5 separate regions of the Mus musculus genome follow, and all the other regions are linked to region 2. Evidence: chromatin loops called from intact Hi-C (ENCODE). Cell type or tissue: heart. All regions are shown on one strand. Region 1 holds the start of Pex12 (peroxisomal biogenesis factor 12). Region 2 overlaps Unc45b (unc-45 myosin chaperone B). Region 3 holds the start of Slfn3 (schlafen 3). Region 4 has its middle 20 kb from the start of Slfn8. Region 5 holds the start of AI662270 (expressed sequence AI662270).

The links. A loop is a pair of places that touch in the nucleus more often than their neighbours do. Peaks named below come from ENCODE experiments on the same cell type or tissue, not always from the same donor. Only the 100,000 strongest peaks of a DNase experiment are listed, where the experiment ranks them.
Region 1: a loop joins it to region 2, with 2.5 times the contacts of the local background. A loop is called at or near these places in 4 of 42 quality-filtered maps.
Region 3: a loop joins it to region 2, with 12 times the contacts of the local background. A loop is called at or near these places in 20 of 42 quality-filtered maps.
Region 4: a loop joins it to region 2, with 9 times the contacts of the local background. A loop is called at or near these places in 12 of 42 quality-filtered maps.
Region 5: it touches region 2 in a loop (3.0-fold over the local background); 2 of 42 quality-filtered maps call a loop at or near these places.

What each region holds. Positions count from the first base shown.
Region 1 is chr11:83,297,086-83,302,085 of GRCm38, forward strand. It overlaps Pex12 (peroxisomal biogenesis factor 12), which reads right to left and starts at 1,892. Exons shown (of 4, transcript NM_001364762.1): 1 at 1,627-1,892; 2 at 1,231-1,468; 3 at 403-956. The coding sequence starts at 1,356. It also overlaps a transcript of Ap2b1 not described here. In heart, CTCF peaks have their summits at 1,883 and 4,552 (motif pointing right); DNase peaks (open chromatin) are centred at 1,306 and 1,906; H3K4me3 peaks cover 2,477 bases; H3K27ac peaks cover 2,162 bases.
Region 2 is chr11:82,913,130-82,918,129 of GRCm38, forward strand. It overlaps Unc45b (unc-45 myosin chaperone B), which reads left to right. Exons shown (of 20, transcript NM_178680.4): 4 at 75-250; 5 at 1,921-2,010; 6 at 3,903-4,070; 7 at 4,600-4,768. Among named protein-coding and RNA genes, the nearest start is that of Unc45b, 4.4 kb to the left of the region's middle. In heart, a CTCF peak has its summit at 2,017 (motif pointing right); a DNase peak (open chromatin) is centred at 2,042; H3K4me3 peaks cover 2,216 bases; H3K27ac peaks cover 313 bases.
Region 3 is chr11:83,189,626-83,194,625 of GRCm38, forward strand. Slfn4 (schlafen 4) reads left to right here. Exons shown (of 8, transcript NM_011410.3): 8 at 1-591. Slfn3 (schlafen 3) reads left to right here and starts at 1,705. Exons shown (of 3, transcript NM_011409.1): 1 at 1,705-1,783. In heart, a CTCF peak has its summit at 2,705 (motif pointing left); a DNase peak (open chromatin) is centred at 1,666.
Region 4 is chr11:83,038,392-83,043,391 of GRCm38, forward strand. It overlaps Slfn10-ps. Among named protein-coding and RNA genes, the nearest start is that of Slfn8, 20 kb to the left of the region's middle. In heart, no CTCF peak of the experiment used is centred here; no DNase peak of the experiment used is centred here; H3K4me3 peaks cover 954 bases.
Region 5 is chr11:83,223,022-83,228,021 of GRCm38, forward strand. AI662270 (expressed sequence AI662270) reads left to right here and starts at 555. Exons shown (of 4, transcript NR_015519.1): 1 at 555-630; 2 at 1,189-1,289; 3 at 1,431-1,610; 4 at 2,513-3,563. In heart, no CTCF peak of the experiment used is centred here; no DNase peak of the experiment used is centred here.

The sequences.
Region 1 (5,000 bases), 380 kb after region 2:
CTGGGATGCATACATGTTGAACTTGTGAGAGAATTAACACTCCACAAAGGTAATGTTGCATCCTTGGTAAGAAGTCTTTAGAATTAATTATATCGCTTTGCCTTGAATCTTTGCTCTGCCATCTTCTGGCTAGTGGTTCCCTCAACTGTTAAATGAAGCCACTGCATTTAATTCAGGTTGTGATGAGGCATAAGATAACACAAAGCAAATACCACGCATGGGGCTCTTACATACACCAAGCATGCACAAAGGTGTGCCTATTATGAGAGAGGTCACCAGGATGGTGGCCCATGCTTTATGGATGTGAGGAATAACTTCTGTGACTTAATAGCTAGGGTAGACCGGATGATTGGTACAAATTTTCAAATTTTGTTAATAAAGGGGTTTTAGGAATGGCCTTACCTTCTGACGGGCTCCTGCATTGCACTGGCTTCAACCAGTCTCTGTTTGATAGCTTGCATGTCCTGAGCTGTCAGTCGAGCTAACCGAACTCCAGCCAGTTTCAGCAGGGGAGAGTGATGCTCAGCTTTCCCCAAGATGTAACGCAGTTGTTGTGTAAGAAACCAGCCTTCCCAGGCCATGTTAACAAAAGGGTAGGCCGCCAGAAAGGCTCTGTAGAATCGTTTCCAGCGAGAAGAAGGGGGGTGAATAGAGTATTCGTCTTCTTCTCTCAAGCTAGAAGCCAGCTTCTCTAGCTTCACTTTCAGATAGGGAAGAAGGACAAGGAACATGGCAGATTTCCAGAGGTGTTCCTTGGGAAGACCAGCACTGGCCGGTCTCTGAAGATGCGGCGAGCTCCCTGCCACAATCCGCTTTAAGCCATAAAAGTGTTCAGAAAATGAGGCACTAGTTCTAGAAAGATAATGCTGCTGGAGCAGGAAGTCTAGCAGAGTGAAGATTTCATCAAACCACCGCCAGAGGAAGCCATAGTGCGCAGGATTTGATTCTGCAAGAACCTGATGCAAAAACATTTTATTACAGTCTTCAGTTTGTATTCACATCAGCCTTTTCCTTTTAAATTCAATACACCTGGCTTAAGTAATTGGCTTTTGGGGTATAGTCTGAGTTCCTGAGGTCATAGGAATGGAGTACAGAGCTCTTTGAATGGATGCCCATTAAGTCCTGGATACAAATGACACATGGCGATCATTGCAAACTTAGGGTTACTAGTAAAATGTTTGGAGTTTTATCCAGTCGTCCCTGAAACGATTCAGAGAAGTAATACCTTACCTTGACCACATGCTGAAGAGCGGGTCTCACTGCTGTCATTAAACTGTCCTGTGCTACCACCTCAAAGATGGATGGCTGGTCGTCCGCCACTGAAGCAGTTGTGATGTGAGCCCCATACTCAGCCATTGTGTCTTGTGTGAACTGGGATTCACTTTTCCCACGAACACTCTAGTGAGCATGAACTTGTTTTTGTATCAAACGGGTGCTGAGTCTTAGTCCTTCTGCATGGCACCTGAAACTAAAAATTGAATTTTACAGGAGTGAAAAATCAACGGGGGTGGGTGGGGGGAGCTTATATGGAGGCGGAGGAGAGGGAGTCTCAAAGTAAGGACTGTTAACTCCGGAGCTGGGGACGTGGCACGTGGGGTCTGGGGAATGACTTGTCAAATGCTGCACCTCACAGGGCAGAGCGTGACTCGGAGGCGGGGAGTGGGCCAAGAAACGTGTCGCTCGAACCGCAGTCCGGGAGCTGCGAGGCCCGGCTCCGGCGGCTGCCTGAGAAGCGCCCGTCCTTGCTTGCTGACCTCGGGCACGGAGCAGAGGACCCGTGACGCCACCTGCGAAAGGAGGTCTCGGCTTTGTGACCGAAACCGTACCCGGAAACAGAAGCTCCGAGGACCTCCACACGGCGGGCGGAAGACAGGCGCTCTAGCATCGAATGTAGCCCTGAGCCGGAACTCGGGAACTCTATGACCAACTGGGACTTCCGTTTCCGCCCCCCTGACGACGAGGCGACGGGTTAGTGCAGTGAGTGCATTCTGTTCCTGGTTAGCTCTGAGCGAAGCTTCCTGGAGGGCGGTACTCGAGCCTCTGTGCCGAGCTGGGGTCCCTGCCTGACGCCGGTTGCCATGGGAGATCAAGCCAGGTCCTTTCTGCCAGGTGGTGCTTAGCTCAAAGTCGGCCACCTTCCCGAGTGTTAGTCAGTTATCAGCAAGTTTTACTAAAATGACAAAAGATTCATTCTTGCCTACCAGAATTTAGGACGGCTACTTTTTTACTTACTTACAGACAGCTTAACTTGTCATCCATGTGTAAAATTAAGTTATAGCTCTAGGCACATTCTGCTAGATGAAATTGATTCCTGCCCTCCAGCTCAGTAGGTATTAGCAGTATTAGCAGCGCAGGGATCGTTATGATTCTCGAACTGAATAGTAGCATTCAGCTCTAGAGGACCTTAGGGTATAAAAGTGGGCAATTGGTTTGTATAATGAGAACCTTATAAAGGGATTGGTTTTAGTTTCAATTTAAATTTTGAAGTTTTTTTATAGTTCTAAAGTATGATCCATACTTCACTAAAGTCACTGTCAGAAGTGCAATTGTTGAATTTCTAAAAAGTATTAAAGATTTTTGTTTTAAATAATGTTTGTTTCAGCTTAAAAGTTTTTTTGATTTTTGGTTTTTTTTTTCGAGACAGGGTTTCTCTGTGTAGCCCTTGGCTGATCTGGAACTCACTCTGTAGACCAGGCTGATCTCGAACTCAGAAATCCGCCTGCCTCTGCCTCCCGAGTGCTGGGATTAAAGGCATGCGCCACCAACGCCCGGCTTCAGCTTAAGAGTCTTAAGGTTTATGTACATATCCTTGGCTAGCATTCAAGTTGGCTTTCGTGCTCAGCCTTGAGTTTTAAGGACCCGAGAACTACATAAAGCATCTGGTAAATATCGCATGCTAACCAATGGGGTCTTAATTTTAAAAAGATTTTTAGGTTGTACTAGTATTTGCTGGCACATATATGTATGTGCCACATGCAGCCTGGTAACTGCAAAGGTCAAAAAAGTATGTTTGATTCTCTGGAACTGGAGTTACAGACCATGTGTGTGCTGGGAACCAAAGTCAGGTCCTCTGCGAGAGCAACCAGTGCTGTTAACCACTGAGCCATCTCTCCAGCCCACCAAGCCACCTCTCCAGCCCACTGAGCCACCTCTCCAGCCCACTGAGCCATCTCTCCAGCCCACTGAGCCACCTCTCCAGCCCACTGAGCCACCTCTCCAGCCCACTGAGCCATCTCTCCAGCCCACTGAGCATCTCTCTAGCTGTTTATGCTTTTAAGTGAATAGCAAAAACACACAGCTAAGAAATAGCTAAAACAGGTAGAAAATGAAACATTTGCATCAATTAAGGTTTTTAGTTGCAAAGAACAGAAGCAGGCTATTTTAAAACAAAAGGAACTTAAACTCTAGGTGGGAAGGCTGGAGAGATGATGGGCAGGTGAGAGCACTTGTTGCTCTTGCAGAGGGCCTGAGTTCAGTTTTCAGCACCCACATTCAGAGGCTCACAATTAACTGTAAGCCCAGCTCCAGGGATACAGTGCTCTCTCTGGTCTCCTGAGGTACCGACACATACTTGTACAGATGCAACGTTTAAATGGAGTAGCTCACAAAACAAGATAGCTCAAAAAGAACAGGACTATATAACTCCCTTAGCGTTCTCTCTAGCAGGAATTAGTAACGTTTCATCCAAGTAACCTTGTTACAGTGAACAAGTGTCAAGTGCTCATTGTGTCCACGGTCAGATTCTTCTGACAGAAGGTGCTGGCATATATATGTAACCCCAGCGCCTGAGGCAGTGGGCTACCTGGCAGTGAGGAAAGGGGGAAAGAGGTGAAAGGGGGAGGAAGGGGGAAAACACCCATTTGAGCAATCTTGGTTTAAAGTTGATCAATCATGGTTAGCCAGAGGGTCAAGATTTCCTGATTAATGGACCCACAAGACTACTCTATAAAAAGGAAACTGTATTCCATGAGAAAAGGAAAAAGTTAAAAATAGTATGTCCTGGTTGGTTATATAACTCAGTGGTAGGACGTGTGTGAAGCCCTAGGATCCTTTCCCAGTTCTGGAAAGAAAAATAGTGTCAGTTTTTATTTCAATTTGGTAATGTGCCAGTTTTTAGTTACCAAATAATGCATTAAAAACCCCAGTCTCAAATGTGTAGTCTAATAGAAGGCACATGATTAACCTTTCTATTAGAAGGCATTAAAGGCTAAGCCTGACCATCAGGTTTGGAGATCTTAAGTATATATTAAATGTAAGTTACATAGGAAATTATTTAATAGATGCTCAGTAAATAAATGTAATTGGGTTAAGTCATCTGTTTTGTTTTTCAAAGACAGTTTTCTGTGTAGCCCGGGCTGTCCAGGAATTCACATTGTAGACCAGGCTGGCCTTGAACTCACAAAGATCAACTTACCTCTGCCTCTTGATTGCTGAGGTTAAAGGCTTGTGCCACCACACCCAGTTGCCTTGAGTTTTTTGTTTTTAATATATAAAGATTTATTTTTTTTTTTTAATGTACACAAGTACACTGTAGCTGCCTTCAGACACCAGAAGAGGGCATCAGATCCCATTACAGATGGTTGTGACCCATCATGGGATTGCCTGGGAATTGAACTCAAGACCTCTGGAAGAGCAGCCAGTGCTCTTAAACACTGAGTCATCTCTCCAGTCCTACCATGAGTTTTTTAAGTTTCAAATCTGGCGGCTGGAGAGATGGTTCAGTGGTTAAGATCACTAGCTGCTCTTTCAAAGGACCTGGATTTTGTTACCAGCTCCCGCATAGCAGCTCACAGCTGTCTGAAATTCCAGTTCCAGGGGAACACTCTCTCACATACATACATGCAGGCAAAACACCAATGCACATTAAAAAACAAAATGAAAAAAAAAAGATTGTTCAATAGTAGAGTGAGGGGTGCCTGGTTAGAAGCACCACTAAGCCTTGGAGTCTAGGTATATAGATAGAGAAGTTCAAAGTGCTCTAGAGGCAGAAAGAAGCAAGA
Region 2 (5,000 bases):
TTCCTGGGCAGTAGTATAGGGAGATCAGTCTTGTAGCCCAGCCTCCCTGAGGATCTGCCTGTCCCCCTCTGTAGCCATTGACATCAACTCTGCTGACATCAAAGCATTGTATCGGCGATGCCAGGCACTGGAGCATCTTGGCAAGTTGGACCAGGCATTCAAGGATGTGCAGCGCTGTGCTACCCTGGAGCCAAGGAACCAGAACTTCCAGGAGACACTGCGGAGGCTCAACACCAGCATCCAAGAGCAGGTAAGCTGGGCCCTTCCAGAGAATGTTGGCAGCTTCCATCCCGTTCTTAGGGGGAGATGGGCTAGGGAGGTTGAGATGGGAGGACAGAATGAGCCCCGTTCTCTTCAGTTTCAATAGAGATAGCGCAGAGCATGGGCAGGCTCCATGAAACAGCTAGGCGAGTACGGCTGCCTGTGAGTGATGGAGAGCGCCGTGGTGCTGAGTGAGAGCACAATCTACTCATGGCTACAGTTCTTCTACATTTCAGATGGAAGCTTTGAACATGAATTATGATCACCTAGTGAGTCTCCGTTATTAGAACTCTAGGGGGATTAAAGTAGCCAGGAATCCTGGGGAATCAGGAAGACCAATGGGGACTAGAGGGTCAGAGTCTGTGGGAACATGATATCGTTTCCGGGTAGATGGATAAAGGCATGAAGAGTCCAAGCCAGCGAGAAGGAGCCCTGAATCCTCCCCTGGCTCAACTATTGACTTCTCTCTGGTTGACCCCTTAGACATGTCGGCTTTCTCCTGTACAAAAGAGCAGGAGAGCAGTAGCTCACTCAGCCCTCTGCTCCAAGGCATCCTGTGTGGCTGGACCATGTTACTCAGACTCAGTGTGTGTGTGTGTGTGTGTGTGTGTGTGTGTGTAATGAAAAGGAGGGAGAGATGAGAAAAGGGGTGGGTGAAGGAGGGGCCTGCCCACCCAAACAGATGAGCCCAGACCAGCAGGAGGGAGGAGCAAAAGCTCTCAGCTGTAGGAGGCATGGAGGGAGCAGGAGGATGGTCACTTAGACCACCTTATGAAAGATTCAGAGTGGCCCAGGGTGTGAGGGTCTAGATCCCCAAACAGAATGGTTTCCACTCATCTGGTGAAATGTCTGAAATCTACTTCTGGTGTGTTCGTTTATTTAATTATTTATTATATATACATGTACACTGTAGTTATCTTCAGACACCCCAGAAAAAGGCATCGGATCTCATCACAGATGGTTGTGAGCCACCATGTGGTTACTGGAACTTGAACTCATGACCTCTGGAAGAGCAGTCAGTGCTCTTAACCACTGAGCCATCCCTCCAGCCCTTACTTCTAGTTTATTAGCCTGGAGATAGATTTCTAACTTAATCTCCAATTCAATGTCTAATAGTTGATTGTTTATGAGATTCTTGTTTGGGATCAGAGTCTCTCTATGTAGCTCTGGCTGTCCTAGAGCTCGCTGTGTAGACTAGGCTGGCCTTGAACTCATAGGGATCTGCCTGCTTCTGCCTCCTGAGTGCTGGGATTAAAGGCATGGGACATTATCTCTGCTCCTTGGTACACCTTTCTATCTGTGGCATCTAGAACAGTGCCTGGCATAAAGTGGTCATTCAGTTAATGTTAAAATTATTATTAGCATCATCATCATCATCATCATCATCACTAATCGTTATTATGAAGGGGTATGGAGGCAGAGGATGTGGAGGCTGGTTTTCACTTCCCAACCCTGAGAGTTTTGCAATCAGCTTAGGTCTCAGGGCTTGCTCTGCAAAAGCCTTTGCCAGCTGAGCTATCTCACACGCACACCCTCCCCCCATTTGTTCAAAAATGAACGGATGCGCTAGGGTTTAGATTAGATCTTTTTTCTGAATTGAATATATGAAGAATAGGTGTGCACCAGCTGCCTGCTTCACTTAGGGCTCTCTCTCTTCAGCTCCGTGTGCAGTTTTCTACAGACTCCAGGGTACAGACGATGTTTGAAATTCTTCTGAACGAAAACAGCGAGGCTGATAAGCGAGAGAAGGTGAGTGATGCGTCATTCCTGCCAGCAGAGGGCGCTCTCTCCACGCGGCTCCCATGAAAGGATTCCTTGGCCTGGGATGGTAAAAGGGCCATAACCACGGCTATGGAGAAACCTTGGCTCCACTCCGGGTTAATCTCATTAGAAAACGGCACTACAACAACCACATATGGTCCCAGTTACCTATTTTGTACATACACTACACACATGGAGTGAAAACATCCAGGCAGAGTGGAGCCTGTGGCCTAAGTCGGGTTGATCATGAATTCAAGGCCAGCCTAGACTACACAGTAAGACCAAGATAAACCAAAGCAAAATGTGAAATAGGAAATGTGTTCCCTGGTTCTACTGAACAAACTTTAAGTGTGTTGTAGCCACAGGTAAAAGCAAGTCGGGCAGCACAGCCACAGAACACACTCACCTTGCAGAATCCCATCGGAGAGCCCTACTCTAGACTCCCTTCTGTTCTTTGGCATTTTAATTTTCTACAATTCCCTAAAAGGAGAAGAGAGTCTTTTAGAGAGACTTCAAACCTCCCAGAGAGCAAAAGGCATTAAGTCAGAGTCAGGCATATGCTTTTAACTACAACATGTAGAATGTGGAGGTCAGAGGATCAGGCATTCAAGGCTAGCCTCTGCTACCTGAGGCCTCTGAGGCCTCTAGGCTACCGGAAGTGGTCAGTGAGATAGCCAGAGGGTAAAGGTGCCTCTTGCCATGTCTGACAACCTGAGTTTGATTCCCGTAGTGGAAGAAGAAAACCAAGTTCTGCAGGGTATCTTTAACCTATAGTTCCCTGATAATAAATAAATTATAAAGCATAGAACTTAAAAAGAAAAAAGAAAGAAAGGAAGGAAGGAAGGAAGGAAGGAAGGAAGGAAGGAAGGAAGGAAGGAAGAAAACTGGCATTAACCATAGGAAGGGTCAAGACTGGGGTGAAGTCATTGTGGCAAATTAAACAGCAGAGTCGGATGACATTGTTGTTTAAAATCAGATATTTTGTTTATTGAAATTTTGGCCTTGATTCTGATTAAAAAGTATTTCATTAAACATCACACATCTGGATATTGGGCTATTTGTTGTCTCAAGTTTTACACCTATGAGGGATATCTAACTTGCCTCACTGTAATTTTGATCCCAAGAAACACTGGCACATTCAAATAATGCTTTGTTTCATTTAGGAATACTGCCAAGAGGTCATGCTGACACATTAAAAATTTTTTTGAAATATTTACTGGTAACAGTCATTGTAACCAAACGGTTTGATCTGTCTCATGTTTTTCTCCAGTCTTCCAGTGAACATCGAAATATTTTTCATTTATTTCTGTCAGAGCTTGGATGCCGATGCCCAAAGAGGGGCAGTGTATTCATTCTGTGACCAATGAATTCACACGATACAAAAATATACTTTACAGCTTCTCCGAGGACCGAATGAGTTGTCATGGATAAAGCAGCGTTGTTTGGAACAGCACAATGCCCTAAGCTTATAGCAATGTTCAGGTCACATTTGCCTGAAGTCTCAGCCACTTACCTACTGTCTTAGTGAGGGTTTCCATTGCTGTGAAGAGACACCATGCCCAAGGCAGCTCTTATAAAGGAAAACATTTAATTAGTGTTGGCTTACAGGTTCATAGGTTTAGTTCATTATCATCATGGCAGGAGACATGGCAGCATGCAGACAGAGATGGTGCCAGAGAAGGAGCTGAGAGTTCTACATCTTGATCCACAGGCAGCAGAAGGGAGATGTGTCCTACAGGCAGTCAAGAGGAGACCAGGCTACCAGGAGGGGAGAATAGACCAATCTTCTGAAGATACAGTCTGTCTACTAGCCCCTGCAATGGGTTCATGGTCAAAGCCTCCCTCTGGCTTCCTGTCAACCTCCATTGCTTCTCTCTCAGGCTGCCAACAACCTCATTGTCCTGGGCCGTGAAGAAGCGGGTGCTGAGAGGATCTTCCAGAGCAATGGAGTGGCTCTGCTGCTGCAGCTTATGAACACCCAGCGGCCTGAGCTGCTGCTAGCGGCTGTGCGGACGCTGTCTGGCATGTGCAGTGGCCACAGAGCTAGGGTGAGGGCCTGGGGCTTGGGATAGGTGGTGAGGATGGCAGCTTGTCCAAGGACGCAGAGGGTGGCACGTGTTCGGGACTGTGGTTGGCACAAATAGAACTTGAGACACAGCCTCAAGGGTCTCTTGCCTCCCAGCCTGGCTCATGTGAATCACGGCTCAAGACTGCTCTGAGCCCTTTCCCTGCAAGCTGGAAGTGGGCTCGACTATTCAGGGGTGTTTGTTGAAAGTTGATTACAAGAAGAGCTGAATGCGAAAGCATTGTAATACGTATTTCTTCACATTCAGCCTTTGAATATTTTCTACACTTACATCTCACTGAGGTCCTGCCCAGGCATGGACTCAATGCCCCCAAGACTCCATCCAGCACGGGGTGACATAGCTCGGAGTCTTCTGGAGGAAGTTTCCCAGCCTGTGGGCCCCACTTCCCTATAGCATGAAGTGGGTAGGATGGTCACCACCCACCTCTTAACCTGGATGCCAAGCTGACGAGAGGGGCAGGGCTTCTGACCCTGTTCCTGCTGGGTTCTAGGCCACCGCCATCCTGCACGCAGTCCGCATAGACAGAATCTGCAGCCTCATGGCCCTGGAGAATGAAGAGATGTCCCTGGCTGTCTGCAACCTGCTCCAGGCCATCATTGACTCCCTGTCTGGAGAGGACAAGAGAGAGCATCGTGGGAAGGAGGAGGCCTTGGTTCTAGGTAGGAGATATTCTTCTGTTCTGGATCATGTGGATCCAAGGCAGAGCCAGTCACCACCTTACACTGGCAATTCCCGTGTGCACGGGTGGACCGGCTTGATTTTAGTATGTGTGCTGGGGTGATACAAATGGAAGTGGTATACACTACTGAGTGCAAGGTTGTCCGTTTTTCAGCTTGGAAGGAGCCATGGTGGCGATGGCTCATATCAGTGTGACTGTGTTCAATGCCACTC
Region 3 (5,000 bases), 280 kb after region 2:
TAAGATGTTGATATTGTTCGTTTAGGATTTGACATGTATTTTTTTATGTTCGTATCATCATGTTGTTTGTGCTGTAGATAATACCTTTACAGGTATTTACAGCATTGAGTTTACATGCAAGTATTACGCATTAATTGAAACGTTGGTATTTCCTTTGTAAAGGAAGAAATGTCTTTATTGTAAATCTACGTTTGTGAAGGATAAAATTTCTCGACATTTAGCCCTTAGCAGCTATTGTACATACAGTGGTAACCTGTTGTGACATTTGATGGAGTTCATCAAAAGACTGGTTGCCCATCACGACAGTTCTGATAATGGGGGCTATGAGTTGGGTGTTCACAGGCCCCATTATCCTTAGCCATGTTCTGCTCTGATCTATTTCTTTATCAATACAATTCATCTTTAAAATATACTTCATTTTTTCATGTGCTCTGTCCTCAGATCTGTGTTTTTATGAATACAGTTCTTCTACTTGTATCTTTCTTCAACAAAGCTTCATTATTAACTGAGAAGTTATACATAAAAAAATTTGGATAACAAAGGTTCTGCCATTTTAATATTTCTAAAATAAATGATCTTAACAAAACGTCATCAAATTCTCTTAAAGAATTCTTATTGTTTTTCCAGGATAAGTTTTTCTGGCTTTGGGGTTTTAGTTGTTTTGAAGATTTGCGATTGTGGTTTTCAGAGTTATGGCCTAGACCTTTGAAGACCAAGGAAGTGAGAAGACACATTATCATAGCTGCATGAGCACCTCGTGACACCTGTCACAGTAGCTGGACTAGAGATCACCCTACCATTCTGCCTCCACACAACAGCCACTGGGGCTGAGACACATTAGAAACACTTGTTTCATGGAGGTGACATCAGTGTGAAGTCGTGAGAGTAGTGGGACACATCATGTATGACCTAGGAAGTTGTTGCACTCTCAAAGCTACGGGAACTCACGGGAGGATCATTGGCAGAGAGTTTCAACAAAAGCAGCAGCTGCCTGCCTAATGTCAGCCTCTTTGGGTATCAGGTCAGGAGCTGGATTAACATAGGAAAGTCAGAAGGAGGAACCCAAGTAAAGGATGACTGTAACAGTGTGGGGCAGAGACCTGGGTAGGGACATGAACTGGGAAAGAGCAATGGAGTCCTAGTAATGGCATGCTTGGCTGCAGAGTCAGGTTTTCAGGTCAACAGGACAAACCTTGGGGAAAGACTTAAGAGTGGGAGCCAGTGAAGTGATGGCTCAGTGGATGGAGGCAGCTCCCACCTTGCCTGAGGAGCCCAGCCCCAGGGATCTCTGTGCAGGAGAGAGAGAAAATTGACTCGAGCCAGTTGTCTTCTGACCTCCACATGGTGGTGTAGCTGTGAACACCCAGCCCCCCAGCTACACACAGATACTTTTATGACCTGCTAATTTTTTATAATGCTACATTTTAGGGACTGAAGCAAGTGTCCCACAGAGGTTTAGCCAGTCTGACTAGGAGAATGTAATGGACAGCACTCTGTTTCAGAGGCATCCTTGCATAATCCCTAGAGTGCCAGGCATCCTGGGGAATTCTCAGCTTAGCTGTGCAGCTAGACATTGGAACACTGATGACTGTGCAAGGTCCTTAGCCACTCTGATTTCTGCCTCCCACCCTCACCGGAGCTGGGCAGGAAGTGGATGACAGAACTTCCTGGGGGAGGGACTCTGGTAAAAGAAAGCAAAGGCGCGCCAAAAATGCCTGGGGCCTCGGAGATGAAAGACGGACCTGAACAGGAGCAGAGACACAGAGCTGGCCACACATGGAAGGTAATGCCAGGACTAATCGGGATGAACTAGAAAGTTGGTTGGGAATCTGCCCAGCTATAGGCTTAAGCTTTAAAATACCCAAAAGCCTCTGTGTCATCATTTGTACCGCTTCTGGGTCAGAAAGTCCTGCTATATAACTGAAATCACACAGGGGCCTCTTTAGAAGAAACTGACCAGTGCGGAAGGAACAATATCCTCAGATCATGGAGAGCAAGAGAAGGAAACACAGAAAATAATCATGAGGCCTGAGCGATGTTTTGAATATATCCGCTCCTGTAATTAGTCACCCTCCCTGAAGGCTGTCTAGAAAGGACAAGGCGACCAGCATGTGGTTTTAGTTTCTGCCACAATGCTCACATGAGTCCCTTCTGTATCGCCTGGCTGGCCCTCCCTTCCTCCACATCCAGGCTAACTTTAAAATCCAACCTGAAGGTTTTAAAAATCCAATTATAAGTTAGCCTATATATGAAATAGGGGGGGGGGGAGGAAACTTCATATTAAAAGCCCTGTATAAAATGCACTCTTTACTGCATTGAGTTTGGTCAAGAGTTTTCGTGGCTGCCCCCAGTTGGTTCTGGTTGGTAAGTAACGATGCCCACAGTCAATGCCTGGGCAGGGCAGACAAAGGGGGGACTTTTAGGATTTTCCTGCCAAGAAGCGAGAGGAAAGGAGCAGAGTTCAGCCATGCCAGAAGAGGTAGAGGACAGGAACCATGCCAGAAGAGGTTGAGGAAAGGAGCCTGCCTGAGCAGGTGTAGGACAGACTACCCAACCACAGTGGCCCCGTGAGGAAAGTTGCATTTATGTGATATAGGCCAAGTCACTGTAATGCCCCACCTTAGCCTTCCAACCAACCAACTCTTATTACTGTAAGGTTGGTTCTGTAGTTGTCATTTTAGCTGTCAGTGCCCTCTAGTGTTCAAACAGCAAAGGCAACTACAGCTTCCAAAGACCTCAAATAGAAAGTCCGAAGGAAAGTTGATGTGTTGTTGATGGCGATGTTTTTCCAATCTCATGAGCCTCTTTCTTATTAATTGGTATTAAATTGCACTGAATTAAGTGTTTCAATGTAATATTATCATCTGTGGAATGTCCTTTGGTCATGGGTTCCTCTTTACTCTCCCTTGTCCCTCCACCCACATGATAGACCTCTTCCTACATAAGTCTCCCTAGTGCTTTCATACCCTTTAAAAGCTATATGATGGGGCTGAAGGGATGGCTCAGTGGTTAAGAAGACTGGTTGTTCTTCCAAAGGATCCCAGCATCCACATGGCAGCTCACAACAGTCTGTAACTCCTGTTCCAGGGGATTTGACTCCCTCACACATGCAGGCAAAACACCAATGTCCATAGAATAAAAATAAAACTTTAAAAAATCTTTTCAATAGTGGATGCTCACAGTCAGCTATTGGATGGATCACAGGGCCCCCAATGGAGGAGCTAGACAAAGTACCCAAGGAGCTAAAGGGATCTGCAACCCTATAGGTGGAACAACATTATGAACTAACCAGTACCCCAGAGCTCTTGTCTCTAGCTGCATATGTATCAAAAGATGGCCTAGTCTGCCATCAATGGAAAGAGAGGCCCATTGGACTTGCAAACTTTATATGCCCCAGTACAGGGGAACTCCAGGGCCAAAAAGTGGGAGTGGGTGGGTAGGGGAATGGGGTGGGGGAGTGTATTGGGGACTTTTTGGATAGCATTGGAAATGTAAATGAGGAAAATACCTAATAAAAAAATTAATTCAAAAAAATCTTTTCAAAAAGCTGTATACTGCATGTAAAAGCAAATACCCAATACTTGTCTTTCTGTATGACTCATGACATATAATCCTCGGTTCCACCCATTTTCCTGTAATGATGCATTTCATTCTTCCTTATGGATGAGTAAACTCTCAGTTCAGGCTGAGCATGCAGGGATCTTAATTGTGCACATGCTATGATTTCCTCATCCACTCACCTGCTCAAGGGCCCCTTGCTTATTCTGTTACTCTGCTGTTGTGAACATGAACAGGAAGATAACCCACATGAGTATACAGGTATGTCCTGTACAATGGCCTAGATGTTTTGGGATATGTGCCCAGGAGTGTGATTCACTGTCTTTAATTTTCTTTTTTTTAATAAAATACCTTTTTTTAATTCTTGATAATTTCCTATGTGTAACATTATATCCTGATCTTATTTATGTGCCTCTCTTCCCTTCTTTCATTCCCTAAATATTTTCTGAGCCATACCTCACATGATTTTCTCTTTCTCTCCATTAATTAGTTCTTTGGGGCCCACTGAGTCTAGCTGACTCTGCCTGCTGGAATGTTAAATAACACTGGTGTCTTGATCTTGTGCAGTTAATGATACCAAAGAAAGTCCTGAGTCATGTCATATCTAGCAGACACCATTTCTCAGTATCCATCCTCATCCTCCAGTGTTTAGAGCATTTTAAGAAGGTTTTATCTCTTATTACTTTATGTGCATGTCTGTGTGGTGGTTTGGACCCTACAGATTGATGTGTTTCGGTACTGGGACATGGAGAGTGGCATTATTAGGAGGTGCGTTATTGGAGTAGGTGTTGTTTTGTTGGAGGAAGTATGTCACTGTGCGGACAGGCTTTAAATTCTTCTATGCTCATGCTCCATACAGCATGGAATCAGAGCCTCTTCCTGGCTGGCTGTGGGGAACAGTCAGGAAAAGTCACCTTCTGTTGACTGCAGATCAAGCCATAGAACTCTTGGCTTCTCCAGAACCGGTGTCTGCCTGCATACAGCCATACTTCCAACTGAAGATAATGGACTGAACCTCTGGAAACAGTGAGCAAACCCCAATTAAATGTTGCACTTTCTAAGTTGCATTGGACATTTTGTCCCTTCACAGCAATAGAACACTAAGATTATTATTTTTGCATATGTATATCTATGTGTACACGGTGTGTGCTTGGTGCCCACAGAAGCTAGAAAAGATTGTCTGATCCCTGGAGCTGAAGTTACAGATGTTAGTGAGCTGCCAATTGTAACAGGACTTTGCCTACTTTTTGGGTTCTTGTACCATCCTTCTTCTCCCCTTTTCTTAATCCCTTTCAATCCTCTAATACCAGATAGAAGAGAAAAGTGGATAAAAAATGTGTTTTTTAAAAAGAGAAGGAGAGAAGTAACATGTTTGGGGAATGTGCAGTTAGGAGTGGGGGTGGGGGTGGGGAAGGGCATGCCTCTGCAGTCCCGAGCTGAGC
Region 4 (5,000 bases), 130 kb after region 2:
TCTGTATGTCTGTATATCTCCTGCCTGGTGCCTGGTGAGAAAAGGGCATCAGATCCCCTGGGTCCAAAGTTATGAGAGTTGCTCACTGCCGTGTAGGTGCTGGGAATTGAACCTGGGTCTTCTGCAAGAACAAGAAGTGTTCTTAACTGCTGAGCCATCTCTCCAGATGTATATAATTGAGGTGGTTTTTTTTTTTTTGGGGGGGGGGAGTAAAATCCTAAAAATGTCATATGACCCAGAATAAGGCCTAACTAGAGGATGTTTGCCAATGTTGAAGGATTGTAGGGCCTTGTGGGACAACTGGTCTATAGTAATGGCACCATTCCCTGAGACCTGCAGAAATGTGATCCTGTCTCCCTTACACAACAATATAAACAGTCGGTGAAAGATTAGGCCTCTGATGACTGTGTGTAGAAAAGTAAGAGTGGAACACACAAGACACTAGAAGGGCTGGGGCAGTACACTGGGCAAAACAAATTGGGACTGGCCATCTTGGGGAAGAACCAGGACAGAAAGGAAACAGGCTTTAGAAGGTGTGCTAGTTGGGAAACTGAAATCCCCCGGTCTTAGGCTCTTTTCCATAGCTTCTGGATTATAAACCCTGGGTGAGATAGTAGCTATTCTATTTCTGCCTCTTGGCTCCTTGCTCAGTTAAAGACAGTATCTTAGAGAGAGGGGTCGCTCAGTGGCATCTGCAGAATCCCTTTCAACATTGTCATTTCAAATCTTCAGCTTGTACTTTCTTTTTCTTTCTTTTCTTTTCTTTTCTTTCTTTTAAAATTTGTTTTATTTAGAATAATAATAATATTTAGAATACACTGTTGCTTTCTTCAGACACACCAGAAGAGGGCATCAGATCCTATTACAGATGTTTGTGAGTCACCATGTGATTGCTGGGAATTGAGCTCAGGACCTCTGGAAGAGCAGTCAGTGCTTTTAACCACTGAGTCATCTCTCAAGTCCCAGCTTGTAGTTTCTAACTTGCACAGGCTATGAGTAATTGGGTCTGCCAGTATAGAGACTTCCTGTTGAGAGCTTGCTCAATGAGAAAGAGAGGTGTGTGTGGGGGGGGGGGGGGGAGACAGAGAGAGAGACAGAGTGAGAAAGACAGAGATAGAGAGACAGAGACAGAGACAGACTCCCTCCCCCATTCTTTCGCTCCTCTGCATCCCCTTTCTCCTGTGCTGAACTGGTTGGTCAGTCTCTCACCCACCCTGATCACCCCCTTTCACCCTCAGGCCCCTGCAGTACTCAGCACCTACTTTTTAAAAAAAGATGTTTTCTTTATTTACATTTCCAATGTTATCCCCTTTCCTAGTTTCCCCTTTGAAAATCCCCTATCAACCCCCCCCCCCCCCCCCGCTCCCCAACCCACCCACTCCCATTCCTGGTCCTGGCATTCCCCTATATTGGAGTGTAGAGCCTTCATAGAACCAGCACCTACTTTTAAAGGAACGAGGCGCTGAGTCTGATAAAATATCCCAGCTTTCAGGCAGGAGAGACACACGGATGTCACCTTGGCTTCTGGGCTGCTCAGGCTACCCGGTCCTAGATTTAGTGGGCTAGACCTCGGTGAAGGTGGAGGGGATCCGAGGGTCTCTAAACAACTCGTGAAGAATCAGAGCCGGGAAGTCCAAGTCCTTTGCGCTCCAGGTCCCAGTGCGTGCTCCAGGTCCCAGCGAGCGCGCTCCAGGTCCCAGGGCGCATGGAGGTGGCATTGATTTCCTCCTTGCCCGCCCTCTCCCGGCCGCGGGAAGAGACCAAATAGAAAGCCTACTAAATACCGGGAAGCTTGAGACTCAGAATGTGCTTATAAACTAAACTTTAATAATTCTGAACCTTAGCTATATTGGGCTTTCGGATTGTTCTTGGTGTTTTGGTCTCCGCCTTCTCCCCACTTCTTTCTTTCTCCTCGCTCTTCCTTAAATCCTAGTGTTCCCTTGAAATGCTTCTGCATCATTCATGAAGTAGCATGCAACTCAGCTGTGACAAGTCAAACCCAGGTAGTGTGAGCCCAGAGTTGCCGCTAAGCAAAATGGAAACAAAAAGCATATACTTACTGTGTTTGCTTGACTAACAGTGGCCCCTGTAGGCTCCTAGGGAGTGGCATTATTGGAGCTGTGGCCTTGTTGGAGTAGGTGTGGTCTTGTTGGAGGAAGTGCATTACTAGGGGGTGGGCTTTGAGGTCTCAGAAGTTTGATTCAGGTCTAGTGGCTCACTGTCTCCTCCTGCTGCCCTTGATATGGATGTAGAATTCTCTGCTCTTCCAGCATGATGCCTGCCTGTACATTGCCATGCTTTCCACCCTGACAATAATGGACTGAACCTCTGAAACTGTAGGCCAGCCCCAATTAAATGTTTTCTTTATAAAAGTTGCCTTGGTCATGGTGTCTCTTCACAGCATTAAGACCCTAATTAAGATTCATACTAAGTCAACAAGAGAGAAAGGGATTTGAGTGTTAATTATTTTGTGTTTGTTATATTTTAATCTATCTATCTATCTATCTATCTATCTATCTATCTATCTATCTATCTATTATTATTATTATTATTATTATACAACTACATGTGTATACATGTATGTATCTATTATTATATATGTATGCATGCACATATTTATGTACCTACTATTATATATGTATGTGTGTATGAGTACATGTGTGTCTATCTATCTATCTATCTATCTATCTATCTATCTATCTATCTATCTATCTATTTATCAATTAATCAACCTATCTATCTATCCATCTATTCATCTATCTATCTGTGAGCCACAGAACTATCCTACTTCCTCTTTGGGCTTTTCAGCTCATAACTCAGTTTCCTGCTTAGGCAGGCAGCTTTCTAGATAGAATTAGATACCACTTCTTCAGATCTCATTTCCTTCAGTTAGGAGTTGCATGGTTATCAGCAGCCATTTTGACAGGGGTGAGATGGAATCTCAAAGCAGTTTTAATTTTTGTTTCCTGATGGTCAAGCATATTGATAACTTTAAAAGGTATTTATCAGTAATTTATATTTCTCTATCTGAGAAAGCTATGTAGTTTTTTATTAGCTCACTTATTAACTGGATTTGTTGATTTGTTCTTGATGTTTAATTTTGGAAGGCTTTAACTCATCTATTATTAATATAATTAATATAATAATTGTATTAATACTGTATCTGAGGTATAACTGGCAAAGGGTTCCCCTATCATTCAGGGTGTCTCCTCATTCTAGCAATGCTTCCGTTGCTGCACTGAAGGTTATTTCCATGAAGTCTAATTTGTCAGTTTTTGAGAATATTCTTGTGTAACTAGACTCCTTTTCAGAAATCCTTGCCTATGTTCTTTGTATGTATATATGTATGTATGTATGTATGTATATGTACATTTCTCATTGTATTTTCACCAAAGTTTTGTGTCTTAATATTAAAGCTTTGAATAACTTTTGAAATGTTTGTTGTTGTTGTGGTGGTGGTGGTGGTGGTGGTTTTAAACAGGGTGAAAGATACAGATCTTGTATCATTTTCCTGTGAGTGGAAATCCAGCTTTCCTAGTACCACTTATTAAAGAGGTTGTTTCTTTCTTCTTCTCCTTCTCCTTCTCCTTCTCCTTCTCCTTCTCCTTCTCCTTCTCCTTCTCCTTCTCCTTCTCCTTCTCCTTCTCCTCCTCCTCCTCTTCCTCCTCCTCCTCCTCATCTTCCTTTCTCCTTCTCCTTCCTTCCTTCCTTCCTTCCTTCCTTCCTTCCTTCCTTCCTTCCTTCCTTCCTTCCTTCCTTCCTTCCTCCCTCCCTCCCCCCTCCTCCTCTTCCTCCTCCTCCTTATTCTCCTCCTCCATTTTTTTTCTTTTTGGTTTTTGAAGACAAGCTGTTCTGTAACTTGCTCTGTACACCAGGATGGCCTCTGCCTCCTGGCTGAGGCTGTTCTCCTGAATGTACCAATGTATGGGTTTGTTTGTTTGTTTGTTTGTCTGTTATGGCTATGTCAAAGCTTAGGGGGTAACTATGTGGGTTATTTCTGGGACCTCTGTTTTATTCCCCTGGCCTACATGTGTGGGTTTGTGCCAGTACCACACTATTTCTGTTACTGTGACTCTGGAATAAAGCTTGAGGATGAGTATTGTGGTTGTTCCAGCATTGCTTTTTCTGCTTGAAGGTCACGGTCTTAGTTAGGGTTTCACTGCTGTGAACAGACACCATGACCAAGGCAACTCTCATAACATTTAATTGGGGCAGGCTTACAGGTTCAGAGGTTCAGTCCATTATCATCAATGTGGGAATACAGGCAGGCATGGTGCAGGAGAAGCTGAGAGTTCTAAATCTTCATCTGAAGGCCACTAGGAGAAGACTGGCTTCCAGGCAGCTAGGATGAGGGTCTTAGATCTCACACCCACAGTGTCACACTTCCTCCAACAAGGCCTCACCTCCAAATACTACCACTCCCTGGGCCAAGCATATTCAAACCACCACAGTCGCTTAAGCAACTTGAGGCCTAATGTCTTGGGTAAAATGTTACTTTCCTTTCAAGTGCAAAGTCATCCTCTGCCTAATGAACCCAGTTCAGGTCCCTGCCTGAAAATGTGAAAACTGATGTTGATTAGAACCTGGGAAGGTTCACTGAAGTATGAACAGGGAAACTTGGATAATTAGGTTCTCTTATCTTTTAGGTCTTTCTGATGTCCTACAATTTTGTTAGAAGGAGACCTTTTAGTTTCCTGGAGTGGAACCTTCCTTCCATAAAAGTGCTCTATGCAAAGGTGGCAAAGAACCACACCTCCAAGTCTGCTGTAGAAATAGTCCCTCAAGGAGATCCACAATCCTGCGGTATAGAGACTCCATGATAGATAATTAATATTTTACTGCTGTTTATTTAGTCAAAAGACACTCATAATGGGACTAGAATGTGATAGCTCAGAGATTAGAGGCATGGGCTGCTCTTCTAGAGAGCCCAGGTTCAAGTCCCAGTACCCACATGACAGCTTATGACTGCCTGCAACTCCAGTTCCATAGGATTCACTGCC
Region 5 (5,000 bases), 310 kb after region 2:
TCAGGAGAGAGAAGACAAAAGGTCATGACTCTTGATTTCATCCACTGGCCAGCACTGAGTAAAACCAGGACTAACGATCTGGCACCAAAGGTAAAAGCAAAATCCTTGTAGTTGAGTTAGGGGTGCATTATGTGAAGGTGGCTCTCTATATACTCAATGTTGAGGGATAAACCATCAGCAAACTAAGCACTAGCCAGACAGCTGAGTGCGAGCCGGATCTTGGTATTATTTCTTTTTTTGTTGTTGTCGGGGTTTTTTTGTTTTTGTTTTTTTGTTTTGTTATGTTTTTTTGTTTTTTTCGAGACAGGGTTTCTCTGTGTAGCCCTGGCTGTCACTGGCACTCACTTTGTAGACCAGGCTGGCCTCGAACTCAGAAATCTGCCTGCCTCTTAGTATTATTTCTGTGGCCTATCAGAGGTCCTATATTTTGTAAATATTAGACCTTCTTTACTTGCTTATTGGCTGTAATAAAGAGCTGACAGCCAATAGCTGGGCAGAGAGTGGAGGGCAGAACTTCCTGGGGAGGGACTCTGGAAAAAGAAAGCAAAGGCGCCAAAGTCGCCTGGGGCCTCGGAGATGAAAGATGGACCTGAACAGGAGCAGAGACGCAGAGCTGGCCACACATGGAAGGTAATGCCAGGACAAATCGGGATGAACTAGAAAGTTGGTTGGAAATCTGCCCAGCTATAGGCTTAAGCTTTAAAATACCCGATAGCCTCTGTGTCATCATTTGTACTGCTTCTGGGTCAGAAAGTCCTGCTATATAACTGAAATCACACGGGGGGCCTCTTTAGAAGAAACTGACCAGTGCGGAAGGAACAATATCCTCAGATCATGGAGAGCAAGAGAAGGAAACACAGAAAATAACCATGAGGCCTGAGAAATGTTTTGAATGTATGTGAGATTTATCACATCCTTCCTGCAACCGCTCCTGTCACCCTCCCTGAAGGCTGTCAAGAAAGGACAAGGAGACCAGCATGTGGTTTTAGTTTCTGCCACAAGGCTCACATGAGTCCCTCTGTATCGCCTGGCTGGCCCTTCCTTCCTCCGCATCCAGGCTAACTTTAAAATCCAACCTGAAGGTTTTAAAAATCCAATTATAAGTTAGCCTATATATTAGATGGGGGGGGGGGGGAGGAAACTTCATATTAAAAGCCCTGTATAAAATGCACTCTTTACTGCATTGAGTTTGGTCAAGAGTTTTCGTGGCTGCCTGTTAGTTTGTGTTACCAAAACGAAACATTGAAACATCGGCATGGAAGTTTCTTCTAGGAGCCTGCCCCCAGTTGGTAAGTGAGGAAACATGCATGCCCCTGCCTGAATTAAGGGGGAGGGTTGGGTACAAAAGCAGGAAGTACGTAAAGATATGTGTTTGCTTCTAATTGGACCTGATGGGAAAGCCAAATGGCTTTATGGGTATACGCCTTTAGATGACTCTGCAAACTACCTCTGCCGCCATTTTCTGGGGACCCGGAGTGGTTCTGGGCAAAATCCTTCATCTTGGCTGAATGAAAAAGAGAAAGAAAGAAAGAAAACATGACTGGTCCTGGTTTTCGGCGCCATGTGTATGAGAAAAAGAAATAAAAAGAAAGGAAGAGGACTGGTCCCAGGTATAGTGGAAGAGAAAGTTTGTGGATTGAAAGGGAGGCAGAGCCACGGGGCAGAATCTTCTTGGAGCGTCCAGAATGAACATGTCCCTAGCTTTTTTAGGAGATGGAGGAGAGGGAGGGAGGAAAGAGAGGTACCAGGTGCAGCAGCCCGGGTTGGCATTTTGTCTAGGCTCTGCCCACAGTTTCTGGCAACAGCCAGGTATACCTGACTCACTATAAAAGGGACTGCTTGCCCCCTCCTCACTTTTGCTCTCTGCTCTTCTCCTCTTGCCCTTGCTCCCTTACTCACTTCCTCCCTCTCCTCATTCCCCTCCCTACTCTCCACGTGCTCATGGCCAGCCACTACTATCTCTGCCTTTCTCTGTCTCTACTCCCTCAACTCACATCCCTATGCCCTACATTCTATTCTATATTATACCATCCCGTGGCTGGTACCTCAGGGGGAAGGGATGCCTCAGCATGAGCCAGCAAAGGGACCCTTTCCCCAACACCTTACTATGCCTCCACCAAACATATCCCTGCCTTCTTCTCTTTCTTTTTATAAAATACAACAGCCAGGAAGCCCAAAGGAGAGAGAGATGGGTCTGGTAACCAAAATGGTTGAATTGGAAGTGCAGTTGGGGAAAGGTGGCCCAACACTGAGCTGGAGAGTTCAGGGTAGGAGCAGAACATGCCTTCCAGGAACGCCCTGGAACTGGCAGGGACTGAGGGATGCATGGAGAAACTAGCAGCTCATGTCTGGTTTGATATGATAACTAGGCACTTTATCCATTTGCTTGCTTCAATTTTGACTCAAAACTTGTGGAACTGACTCTTGTGATTCTCGGGTTGAACAGGGAGGATAATAGAACCTCTGTGATAGATGAATGAAAATATATACCCAAATGTTTGGTTCCATGCAGGAGGAAAACCAAATAGCCTTAGAACTCATGGAATTTGTCCCACCGGTTAGCACAACCACATCAAGAGGCAGAACCCCGACTGTCCTGAGGACTTCTTGCTGTTGTGGAGTTTTGCTCTGCTCACCGTCTTCAAGATCACCACATCCCTCTTGGTCCGTGAGTTGCATGAAAACTCCAAAAAGGCTGCCAGCCCCTCACTGGACAGTATCATTGGTATCAAGAATAGTGATTGCTCTTTTTCAAGTGTTGCAGCTGGAGCAGATTACTGATTCAACCACCACCCTCAGAAAGGACATAGAGCTGTAGATTGCTGGTAATGTCCGGCACTCTTAGAAAGAATGTGGAAATGTCGGTTGTAGTAAAGTTAGGCTAAGATGCTTTTGCTAGCGGCTTGGAAGTAGAAAACCGTGGGGAACAATTGGAAATTCAGAGAGGCACACTCTTGATAGTTGAGCTAGACCCTTTTGATGTCAGGGACAAGAACAATGGCAACCCAGCTAATACTGGCTGAGGTGGGTATGCCTGTTTGGCTGAAGCAGCGCTGGTGATCAAGGTGATGACTAAGATCTTATACCCATCTTACCCTCAGATTCCTGACAGGATTTAATAAAAAATTGTTAATAAGTAGATGTGCACCCTAAGGATTTATAGGAAAAATGATTTTTATATGAAGGTTTAAGTTTGTGATACTCTTAAGATTTTTTTATAAGATTACATTTTAAGATGAATAATAAAATAATTGCCGTGTGTCAATAATTTTGAGAGAATTATCTTGGTTGCTTACACTTTGGCAATATCACAAGTTGGTTAGTTACAAATGTATAAGGGTTCTTGAGAATAATTTGTTTTTATTTTGCTTATCCAGAATACATAAAACATTTTATCATGTGAGGGTATTGGGAAAGATGTTTTTTCTTATGTATAGTCATTGTAATCATCCACTTAAAGAAAAATAGAATATAGCCACATTATGATGGTTGTACTACTGGAAAGATTTTGCTGGGACATACAATATGTGTGAGAAAAATAAAGTTGTTGGATCTTGCTCATTGGAGCCTTGCTCCTACCAAAGACATGTATGTATGTATGTATGTATGTATGTATGTATGTATGTGTATGAAAGTGTGAAGTTGGAACTTTGCTTCATCTACCATGTATGTGTGTGTGTGTGTGTATGTATGTATGTATGTGTGTGTTCCTTCATCCTTTTCAACAGCTCCAGAGAGATTCTTGATGATTCCAGAGTCTTTAGACTGGCTTCAGAGAGTTTTCATGGGCCCCAGGGCATATTTTATGGTTCTAGAGTATCAAGCTTGGTTCTCTCAGAGAAAAATTTGGTGAGTGATCGTTCACCCACTCTATGCCTCACCTCAGTTTACCCTGGATATCAGAGCTAGTCTTTGACACCCAATGAAGAGCATAAGAGGCAGGGAGATGTGGAAGGAGTCATGAAATAAGGATATGTGTGTAGCAACAACTACAACTAATTATGTATAAAAATTCCTAAGACCTGTTATTTTGTAAGCTAATTTAGAATGATAAATTAATAAACCAAGACTCTTCTTACCAGACTGAACTATGAAATTCAAAGTAAACAAGTCTTACACTTTAAATGCCAATTCCAATAAACCCTACAAACTGAATCTCCCATGGAGGTACAAGGCTCCAGTTAGTATAAGGAAAGAATTTTATTTCATAGCTGTCATCTGAGGGGCTGGGAAGCACAGCTTAGTTGACAAAGTTACTGCCCTGTACACAGCAGGACCTAAATTTACTACCCAGATCCACATGAAGTGCCATGATTGCAGTCCGAGTGCTGGGTAGGTGGAAAGAGCAGAGCCCTGGGGCTCACTGGCCAACTGACTTAGCTTGAATGGTGAGCTGCAGGCCAGGGAAAGGCCCCATCAAAGGATGACACCTGACATTGTCCTCTGGTCTCCAGAGGAACAGACACACAGTTTACAAGCACCTGCACATATATCTGCACCCCGGTCAACATACGTGCACATAAACACCAAGTGTCATCTTAAACTGTAAAGATGCGCATTGAAGACTGCGATTAAATGTGCCAACGGAGAAACTAGGTTTTTCAGATAACCACCAGACACGTGGAACCCACCTTTGCTGAGCTTACGAACTCAAGACTCTTTGAAAGACTAATTTTAACTTATGGGTATGAATGTGTGTCTTCGTGTGTATGTACATGAGCACAGGGTGGGAGGGACATGTGAATGCTAAAGGAAGTTGCCACTGCCCTTGAAACAGCAGCTTGAAACAACAGTTGTAAACTGCATGAACTGGGTTCTGTCAGTGTTGTCACGGACTTGGAGTAAAGGGATGTCTGAGTTTTGTGAGTAGAGTGTGAATGAGAGTGGATATCTTCAAAAGTATGGTGCCACCTCAGCAAGTGAGACATGATACCAATGAGTCAGCTGTATTCATTTAGGGTTGCAGCATTTTTAATAAAGTCAAAATATGAAACCAGATT